Regions from separate parts of the Homo sapiens genome. Here region 2 is linked to region 1. A link is a contact called in ENCODE Hi-C or POLR2A ChIA-PET data. All regions are on one chromosome and are shown on one strand. The core of a region is the stretch at or near the end of the contact, and the rest is flanking DNA. Distances in the headings are between cores, read along the strand shown. Region 1 has its middle 58 kb from the start of ADORA2B. Region 2 holds the start of ADORA2B (adenosine A2b receptor).

Region 1 (4,323 bases), core at 351-2,850:
TGGTTTGCAAACCCTACCTTTAAAAAAGCTTCTGCAGGCCAGGCGTGGTGCGTCACGCCTGTAACCTTAGCATTTTGGGAGGCCGAAGTGGGCAGATCACTTGAGGTCAGGAGTTCGAGACCAGCCTGGCCAACATGGTGAAACCCCGACTCTACTGAAAATACAAAAATTAGCCATGCATGGTGGCATGTGCCTGTAGTCCCAGCTACTCAGGAGGCTGAGGCACGAGAATTGCTTGAACCTGGGAGGCAGAGGTTGCAGTGAGCCGAGATTGTGCCACTGCACTCCAGCCTGGACAACAGAGCAAGACTCCGTATCAAAAAAAAAAAACAAAAAAAAACCTCTGCAGAAATGTGAAGTTGGAAGAACAGTTTTCATAACTGTTTATTTCAGAACCACTAACTTAATCTAGCCACTTCATCTGAGAGATGAGAAAACTAAAGGCAGAAAAGTTGAGTCATTTTCCTGAAGTCACACTGAGTTGCTTTAATGAGAGAAGGAGGAGCTGGTCACAGTTTGGGTTGGTTTGTTACTCTTTAGAGCAGTGGACATTTAGGTTAGCCAGGGGCTTCATTCAATTTGATGTCAGCTCAGTTCTTAGCGTGGCCAGTTGGTTCCTGGAAACTGCAGCTTTGGGTGAAACCATATACCATAAGCCATGGGAACTCAACTGTGGCTCATATCAGTTAACCTACAGTGAAACTGGTTTCGTCACACAGCACATCACCATTTCACTTAACATCACAGTGTCCAAGAACCTCTCAGTGCCATTAAGTGAGGACTTATTAGAAAGAAAGAACCAGACTTTTGTCTCCCAGGCTCCCAGAACTCCATGAGGAATCTTGTAGTGGCTCGCCCTTTCCTGAAGCCCCAGAATTCATCCTGCCTCCCGTACACCCCAACCTCAGGCTGTCCTGCCTGCCTGTGCCACAGCATGGGTGAACCACGTGCAGTAGAACCACACTTCCCTGTGGGTGTACTTGTCAGCCCCTCATGCATGGAGGGCTTTGGAAATGTTTGTGTGGACTCTACTCCCAGCCTTGAGGGCTGAACCACTAGTGAGTCGTGCAGGTGGCTCATGAGAAGGTGTCTCCGGCGTTTCCTTGGGGGACCTTCTGGACACAGGTAAATGCTCAGCAAGGAGCAGGGTGGGGCTTAGGGGGACTGCCAGTCCACTGACCGTGGGTGACTCCACGAGGAGAGGAGCCAGCAGAGCTGTGCATAGCTGTGACCTTTTTTAGAAGCAGCAAGCAAGGAAGAAGAGTGGAATTTATGAAAATGAGGTAGCAAACTTAACAGAAAGGCAGAAGAAAGGAGAGGAAGAAAATTCCAGGAAAGTGTTTGTCCAGAGGCCTGGAGTGTGGTCCTGGGGACAGAAGATGGCAGGGAATCATGTGGGTCCTGAACTGAGAGCACAGAGAAGACCTGCTCTCAGGATGCCACAGAAGAACCAGAGGCCCCTGCTGAGCCACTGGGTTTCGCCTGCCTTCAGGCGCTGTGCAGGGCCAGCACTGCCTGAGCTGCTGGTGGGCCAGAGGAAGTGGACCCAGCCAGGGGGCAGGAGGTGTTGGCCCGTGCTTGCAAGGCAACCAGACCCTGTGTCACGATGCCAAAGCCAGGGAACCTCAGGGAGGAAATGCTGCGGGTGGGGCCTCCTGAGTGTCTGTCAAATGAAAACAGAGGAAGTAAGAAAGATAGGGCCCAGCCACTCCTGAGATGTAAATCTCCTGTGATTCTGTCTCCAGGGAGAGGCTGTGCAGCATCTGCCTGAACATCTCTGGGACGCAGCCGTCCTCTTGCCATGGGAAGGCTCTTGCCCACAGAGGAGTAAAGGGAAGGGCACTGCTTCCTGGACCAGCTCACCGTGGTCACTGTCTCCTCTTTCCCAGTCTCAAACCCCAAGTGCCGTCAGTGCAGATAGTGAGAGGAACCATTTAAAAAGCAAATTATTCCAAATTAATCTCCAGTTGAAATCCCAACAGACTTTCTTTATTCTTGAACTTAACAAAATAATTAAAAATTCACCTGGAAGAATAAACAAGAAGAAAGTTTAAAGAAAGAGTGCTGATGAAGGCAGGTTGCCCTGCCTGATTGGAAAGGTGCTATGAAGGCCCCCTTCACACGTCATTCTGCCCACCCTAGCATTGCGGAAGGGAAGACACAGTGGAAACAGCTATGAGCATGGCGCCTGCAGCTCGTGTTTCAGAGTAGTAATGACATTGAACTGAGTGGGTTTAGGAGGTCTGCATTTTTTTAAATTTTAAAAGATAGGCTGGGTGTGGTCGCTCACGCCTGTAATCCCAGTACTTTGGGAGGTTGAGGCAGACGGATCATGAGGTCAGGAGATTGAGACCATCCTGGCTAACACGGTGAAACCACGTCTCTACTAAAAAAAAATAAAAAAAATTAGCCAGGTTTGGTGGCGGGCGCCTGTGGTCCCAGCTACTCGGGAGGCTGAGGCAGGAGAATGGCATGAACCCGGGAGGCGGAGCTTGCAATGAGCCGAAATCGTGCCACTGCACTCCAGCCTGGGCGACAGAGAGCCAAGACTCCATCAAAAAAAAAAAAAAAAAAAAAAAAAAAAAAAAAAAAAAGATAAGCAGAAGTTGCCAAACTTGATTTGGGAGATAATGAGCCATATAAAATAAGGTGACTAAAACAATAATATGAACAGAATCAGAATTGGAAAAGAATTCCAAGGAACCCCAGAGTTATTTGCTTGGGGGACAATAGGTTGCTTTCAACCACCATAGACATGTGATTCACTCCTTTGCAGCAGATACGAAAGAAATCAGATCAGGTGTTCTGGTTGCTATTGCTGTAGAGCAGACCACCCTGAAACACAGTGGATTAGAATTAACAACAGTGTTCATTTTGTTTGGGCATGACTGCCATCTGCTCCTTGGTCACCAGCCCTCATGGCTGCGGCTGGGACTGTGGGGTCGCCATCTCTCTCCATGCAGCCTATATACTTGGCCAGTGTGAATTTCCACACACCCCAGGAGCCTCAGGGGTACAAGAGAGCATTCCAAGAATCCTGGGTAGGCAGTTCAAGCTTCTTAGGAACTGGCCTTCTGAGTCCCAAGTCACTTACTCCTCATTCAAGCAAATTGTTAAGGCCAGCCCAGATTCAAGGGGAAAAGAATTGGACTCCGTCTCTTAAGTGGAGGATTTCCCAGAATCTGTAACATCTTTAACCTATCACATAAGGTAAAAACATTAAGGTCTGCCTTTCTAGCAAGGATTTAATTGCATCTTGCTTCTGTCATTTACAGCCAAGTCTTCTTCAAAATTTTTGGAATAAAAAGGAGAAGGCGTTCCCTCACAATCTGTTTGACACAGAATCATATAATTACTAGAACTCTTATTTATTCATGACTTTGGAATCCACATTGGCCTGTTTTATCTGTATGTGATGCCATATATATATATATATATATATATATATATATATATTTTTTTTTTTTTTTTTTTTTTTTTTTTTCGAGACAGAGTCTCACTTTGTTGCCCAGGCTGGAGTGCAGTGGCGCTATCTCGGCTCACTGCAACCTCCACCTCCCAGGTTCAAGCGATTCTCCTGCCTCAGCCTCTCCAGTAGTTGGGATTATAGGTGCCCACCACCACGCCTAGTTGATTTTTGTATTCTTAATAGAGACAAGCTTTCACCATGTTGGCCAGGCTAGGCTGGTCGTGAACTCCTGACCTCAGGTGATCCACCTGCCTCGGCCTCCCAAAGTGCTGGGATTACAGGCATTAACCACTACACCCAGCCCACCACTAATATTTTTAATCATGTGTATTATTTTTACAAATGTGTAATTTGTAAAAGTAATAGCTGGTCATTGTGAAAAAATTTAAACACTCACACATTAAGATGAAGAATCAAGTTAAATTTCAGCTCACTTAATTTGGTTCCTATTTCTGGCATATCGAAATCTTTTTGGATACTAAATCTATTAATTTGCTATTTTCTGTCCTTCCCAGACTTCTTTGACCACATTAGAAAATGTAGAAATGCGCAGGTCCAACCTTTTAGGTTGACATGTATCAAATAATTAGTGAAAAACATAAGTACCTAGAAGGTGCTGCATATAGCACACCCATCAAAAATCAGAACATCAGTTTTGCCATGAGCTTTACAGGAATGTCTGAAGATTAGCAAATGGAGTAATAGATTGTTTTTTATAAAATTTTTTTTAGATGTTTACTCAGCCTAGGCCGGACGTAGTGGCTCATGCCTGTAATCCCAGCACTTTAGAAAGAAGACCAAGGCGGGTAGATCACCTGAGCTCAGACGTTCGAGACCATCCTGGCCAACATGGC
Region 2 (4,295 bases), core at 788-3,287, 58 kb after region 1:
TCACGTGACCAGGACACGGAATGTGTGGGCTTGCCAATATTTTGATATATAAATCAACTGTTTTCATTATGGAAGTAACAAAACCTCAAGGGAAATAGAAAAAAAAATTCCCTGTAATCATCCCACCCAGCTAGGAGGTCTACTGTGTGTGTTTTTGACATTTTGCTGTCCTCGTTGGTGCAAGGGCAGATGTGACTGTTTATGCCTGTGGAGGGCAGAGGGGTTTTTCTTCTTCTTGTCTTTTTTTAGAGACAGGGTCTCCCTCTTTTGCCCAGCCTGGATGGAATGCAGTGGCATGATCCCAGCTCACTGCAGCCTCGAACCCCTGGCCTCAAAGGATCCTCCTGCCTCAGCCTCCCAAGTAGCTGGGACTACAGGCACCTGCCACCGTGCCTGGCTGATTTATTTTTTATTTGTTTGTTTAGAGATGGGGTCTCCCTACATTGGCCAGGCTGGTCTTGAACTCCTGGCCTCAAATGTTCCTCCTGTCTTGGCCTCCCAAAGTTTTGGGATTATAGGCGTGAGCCATGTTGTCGTCATTACAGCTACATTGAGATATAATTTATGTGCCACACAATGCATGCCTTTCAAGTGTACAGTTCAGTGGCATTGAGGTATATCCACAGAACCGTACAACCATCACCACATTGAGAAAATTTTTATCACCCTAAAAAATCCTTTACAAAATCCTTTACCCTTTAGCAGTCACCCCATGTTTTGATTTTTGCTTTACATGATTTTACAAGCATCTTTTCCTGTTGCTGGAAAATCTCCTTACCCATCCTCTTTGGTGACTGTCAGCAAAGGCTTTCGGGTGGTGAAATAGCGTGGCCAGGAGTGCTCTAGAACAATGGTGTTGGTGAGGGCTGCAGAAGCTGAGGACCCACAGGCAGAGAGGGAGGGATGGTAGAAGCAGGTGGTGAGGAGGGACTCGGGGCAGGACTTTGGGGGTAAAAGGAAGCAAGTCTCTGGAAGCAGAACCAGCAGCACTGCTGATCATTGGGACGTGGAGAAAGGCGAAGGCTCAGGGTGTCAGCAAACTTCCTAGGGTGGGTGAGGGTTGCCAGGTCAATAACGAACAGGGTCCCAGGAAAAGGCGGCAGCACAGGTTTGGGGAGAATTAGAGATGAGCTTGGTTTTGGTCTTGTTGGATTTGGGGGCACCAGTCTCTCTCCTGGCGAGAGTCGGCAGTGGGGTGTTAGGATCTGGCCCTCAGGAGGCTGTTAGGGCTGAAGCAAGAGATTTGGGAGTTAAGGGTGTGAGGGCCACGTGGGAGGCCTCGGGAGCCTGTGCCGATCCAGGGTGAGTGTGAAGGAAAGAAAAAAGAGGGCCCGGGGAACACTGGTATTTTCGGGCGGTGGACGAGGATGGGACGGCCACGAGCTTGTCTTAAGGTAGAAGGCAGAGCGGGGCCGTAGGGGCAGTGGCGCGGGCGAGGGTGGAGAACAGCGCTGAGCCTCGCTGGGAGGCGGCCGGAGGGGGCTGCAGCCCCCGAGGGCTCCTTGCAGTCCGGCCCCGCAGCCTGGAGACAGCTCCGGTGGTGCTGCGCTGCCCGAGACTGCTGCACGAGCGGGGACTGCGGCCTCGGCTCCCTGCCTGCCCGGCAGCCCCCCATCCAGTCGGCCTGCCCGGGGTGCGCAGGGTTAGCCTGGAGTGAGCTCGCCCCGCCCGGGGTTGCGCGGCCCTGGGGGGTCCTCTCGCGGCGGCTCCTGGGACCTGCTGGCGCCCCGGGCAGAGCCCGGCCCCATCCCAGGAGTCGCCCGGACTGGAAGGCAGTGCGAGCACTGGGACACAGCCTCCGAGCTCGAGCGTGACGGGAAGTTGGGGCAATTTGTTAGTTATCCGCCGCCACCAAGACGCGGCACGGCGCCTGGACCGGAGGGGCCCCGCGCGGGCGCGAACTTTGGGCTCGGGCGAGTGGGTGGTGCTCCGCCCAGCCCGAGACGGGCGGGCGCGCGGGCCAATGGGTGCCGCCTCTTGGCCGCGGGGGGCCCCGACCCGTGGGTCCCGGCCACCAGCGCCCCAGCCCCGAGGCTCAGAAGCGGCAGGCGGAGGCGCGGTCCGGGCGCTATGGCCATGCCCGGCGGGTCTCACGCGGCTGCCCCTCGCCCGGCGCGCCTTCGGTAGGGGGCGCCCGGGGCCCAGCTGGCCCGGCCATGCTGCTGGAGACACAGGACGCGCTGTACGTGGCGCTGGAGCTGGTCATCGCCGCGCTTTCGGTGGCGGGCAACGTGCTGGTGTGCGCCGCGGTGGGCACGGCGAACACTCTGCAGACGCCCACCAACTACTTCCTGGTGTCCCTGGCTGCGGCCGACGTGGCCGTGGGGCTCTTCGCCATCCCCTTTGCCATCACCATCAGCCTGGGCTTCTGCACTGACTTCTACGGCTGCCTCTTCCTCGCCTGCTTCGTGCTGGTGCTCACGCAGAGCTCCATCTTCAGCCTTCTGGCCGTGGCAGTCGACAGATACCTGGCCATCTGTGTCCCGCTCAGGTGAGGCGCTCGGCGTCGCCCGAACTCGGGGCCCCGTCGGAGCTCCGAAATGGGTCGTCTTCTCCAGGCCGGGGTTCCTCCCTCGGGGGCCCCAGACGGGCCAGGCTGGGGGCGCGCGGGGCGCTTGGAGGGCTGGTTCCCAGCCTGGCCACCCCGCAACGCTAGACCAGTGCGCCCGGGCACCCAAGACATCCCAGATGCGCGTCGCTCTAAGGAGATCTGCGTAGGGACAGCTCTAGGGGGTCCGGGGAGTGCGGTCCCCGGCGCCCGGGGAGGCGCCGTGGAAACCCCGGGGAAAGCGTCACCCCCGGGGAAAGCGTCACCCCCGTGGGCGGGTGGAGCCCGGGGCGCGGGAGTTTTGGTGATCACATCTCCACTCCTGCCACGAAGGCCGTTCCTAACACTCGCCCGCAGCGGCGGTGCAGCGGCAGTCCCGTGAGTGCTGCGGCTCCCGGAGGCCCGGGAGGTTCCCACTAAGGGCAAGGCAACTTTGGACGCTGGGCATTCGCACCGTCAGAATGGACACGCATGAGCCAGCTTCAGAACGTGTCTGCTGCGGAGAGGCGGCCCGGCCCATCCCAGGGGAAGGTGTCCGTTAACTTTGGGGAACGCTACGGACTCAGATTATATACTTTTAAAAGGAGTTACAATGCTTCCTCGTGTCTGGCAAACGGCCTTACAGCCTCACTGCCCTTGTGTAACTATTTATCTCCTGCTGCCCTGTTGGGAGCGGGCTGAGAAGTGCAGAAAATGGTGGCGAACTTACTTGTCCACTCTTTCTCCCACACTGAGAAAATCTAGGATTCAGGGGATGGAGTCAGCCAGCGACCAGAGTGGATTCCCAGTTGGAGCTGATGACTTCAACATTGAGAGTTTGTTGAAAGTATTTATTCTCTGTCTTTGGTGCCTGGGCCACTTTGGCATTTCTGAGGAGAGCTTGAGATCTCTTTAAATTTGGAGCTGAGACAGGGAAACTAAATCACAGAGTAGGAAGGAAGGGAAGGAATTCATTTATTGGGTGCCAACTCTGTGCAGACAGTTTATAATAAACGTGTCCCCAGCAGTCCTTGCAGTAGTACCAGAGGACGGGTGCTGTAACCTTCATCTCGTAGAGGAGGGGTGATGGCCCAGGGAGGTTGGAGTCTTGCCCAGGATGGTGTATCAGGGATGGGTGTCAGAGCCGGGGCTTGAACTCACAGCTGGCACCGTGTCCCCACCCATGCCATCAGGCCACTCTGCAAGGCCATGTGTGGCACCGTGTTTAGGAGTCAGGGAGAAAAGTGCTCTGCTGTTTTGGGAGGAGGAGCCTGCCTGCAGTAAACTGGTGGTTGTAGGGGAATGTGTTTGTGGGAATGGAGCCGGAGAATGCTCCCAGAGGCCATTTGAGTAGGCAGATGTGTTGGGCCTGGTCCTTGCAGGTTGTTTCGTGGGTCCCAGCAGGAACAGGAGCCTCCTGCTTGGGAGGGCTGTGAGCCTTATGTGGGTGTCTGGCCACTCCATGTGCTGCTGCCCGTGCTGTTGGACCAGGAGGCCTTATGTCTCCCATCAGGTGTGACAGCCCAGGGATTTCCAAGGCTTAGGGAGGACAGCAGTTTCTTCTCTCTCTTCTGGATCCCTTCCCTGCCTTTTGGTGTCATCGTTGTTACTTGATGGCATTTTGGATGTTTTGCATCCAGCAGAGCAGTCACAAGCCCCAGCCTGAGTTGTCCATCTAATGGAAACCCCTTGGACTTGCCCTGGCAGAGACCAGAGACCCAGAGAGGAGTTAGTGGAACAATCTCCCAGGCCACAGGGAGCAGGAAGT

What was found. Hi-C counts contacts between places; a loop is a spot of excess contacts on that map. ChIA-PET counts read pairs that join two places held with the same protein, here RNA polymerase II (POLR2A). Pooled maps may share reads with other maps.
Region 2: a loop to region 1 is called in a pooled map, with 2.9 times the contacts of the local background. The contact joins the promoter of ADORA2B here to the enhancer-like site in region 1. A Hi-C loop is called at or near these places in 6 of 168 maps with a recorded cell type or tissue (CD14-positive monocyte, Calu3, PC-9 and 3 more), 5 of 37 single-sample maps with no recorded cell type and 13 of 50 pooled maps. POLR2A ChIA-PET finds 5 or more read pairs at or near these places in 6 of 52 experiments (A549, BJ, HEK293 and 3 more).

What each region holds. Positions count from the first base shown.
Region 1 is chr17:15,885,396-15,889,718 of GRCh38, forward strand. It overlaps a transcript of ADORA2B not described here. Among named protein-coding and RNA genes, the nearest start is that of ADORA2B, 58 kb to the right of the region's middle. Within about 2 kb of position 1,601, at least 4 of the 41 ENCODE cell types and tissues checked have a DNase peak (open chromatin) inside an H3K27ac peak, as active enhancers do; they include CD14-positive monocyte, where a contact is called at or near this core.
Region 2 is chr17:15,943,093-15,947,387 of GRCh38, forward strand. ADORA2B (adenosine A2b receptor) reads left to right here and starts at 2,038. Exons shown (of 2, transcript NM_000676.4): 1 at 2,038-2,491. The coding sequence starts at 2,157. RefSeq lists a silencer at 1,594-2,213 and an enhancer at 2,041-2,855.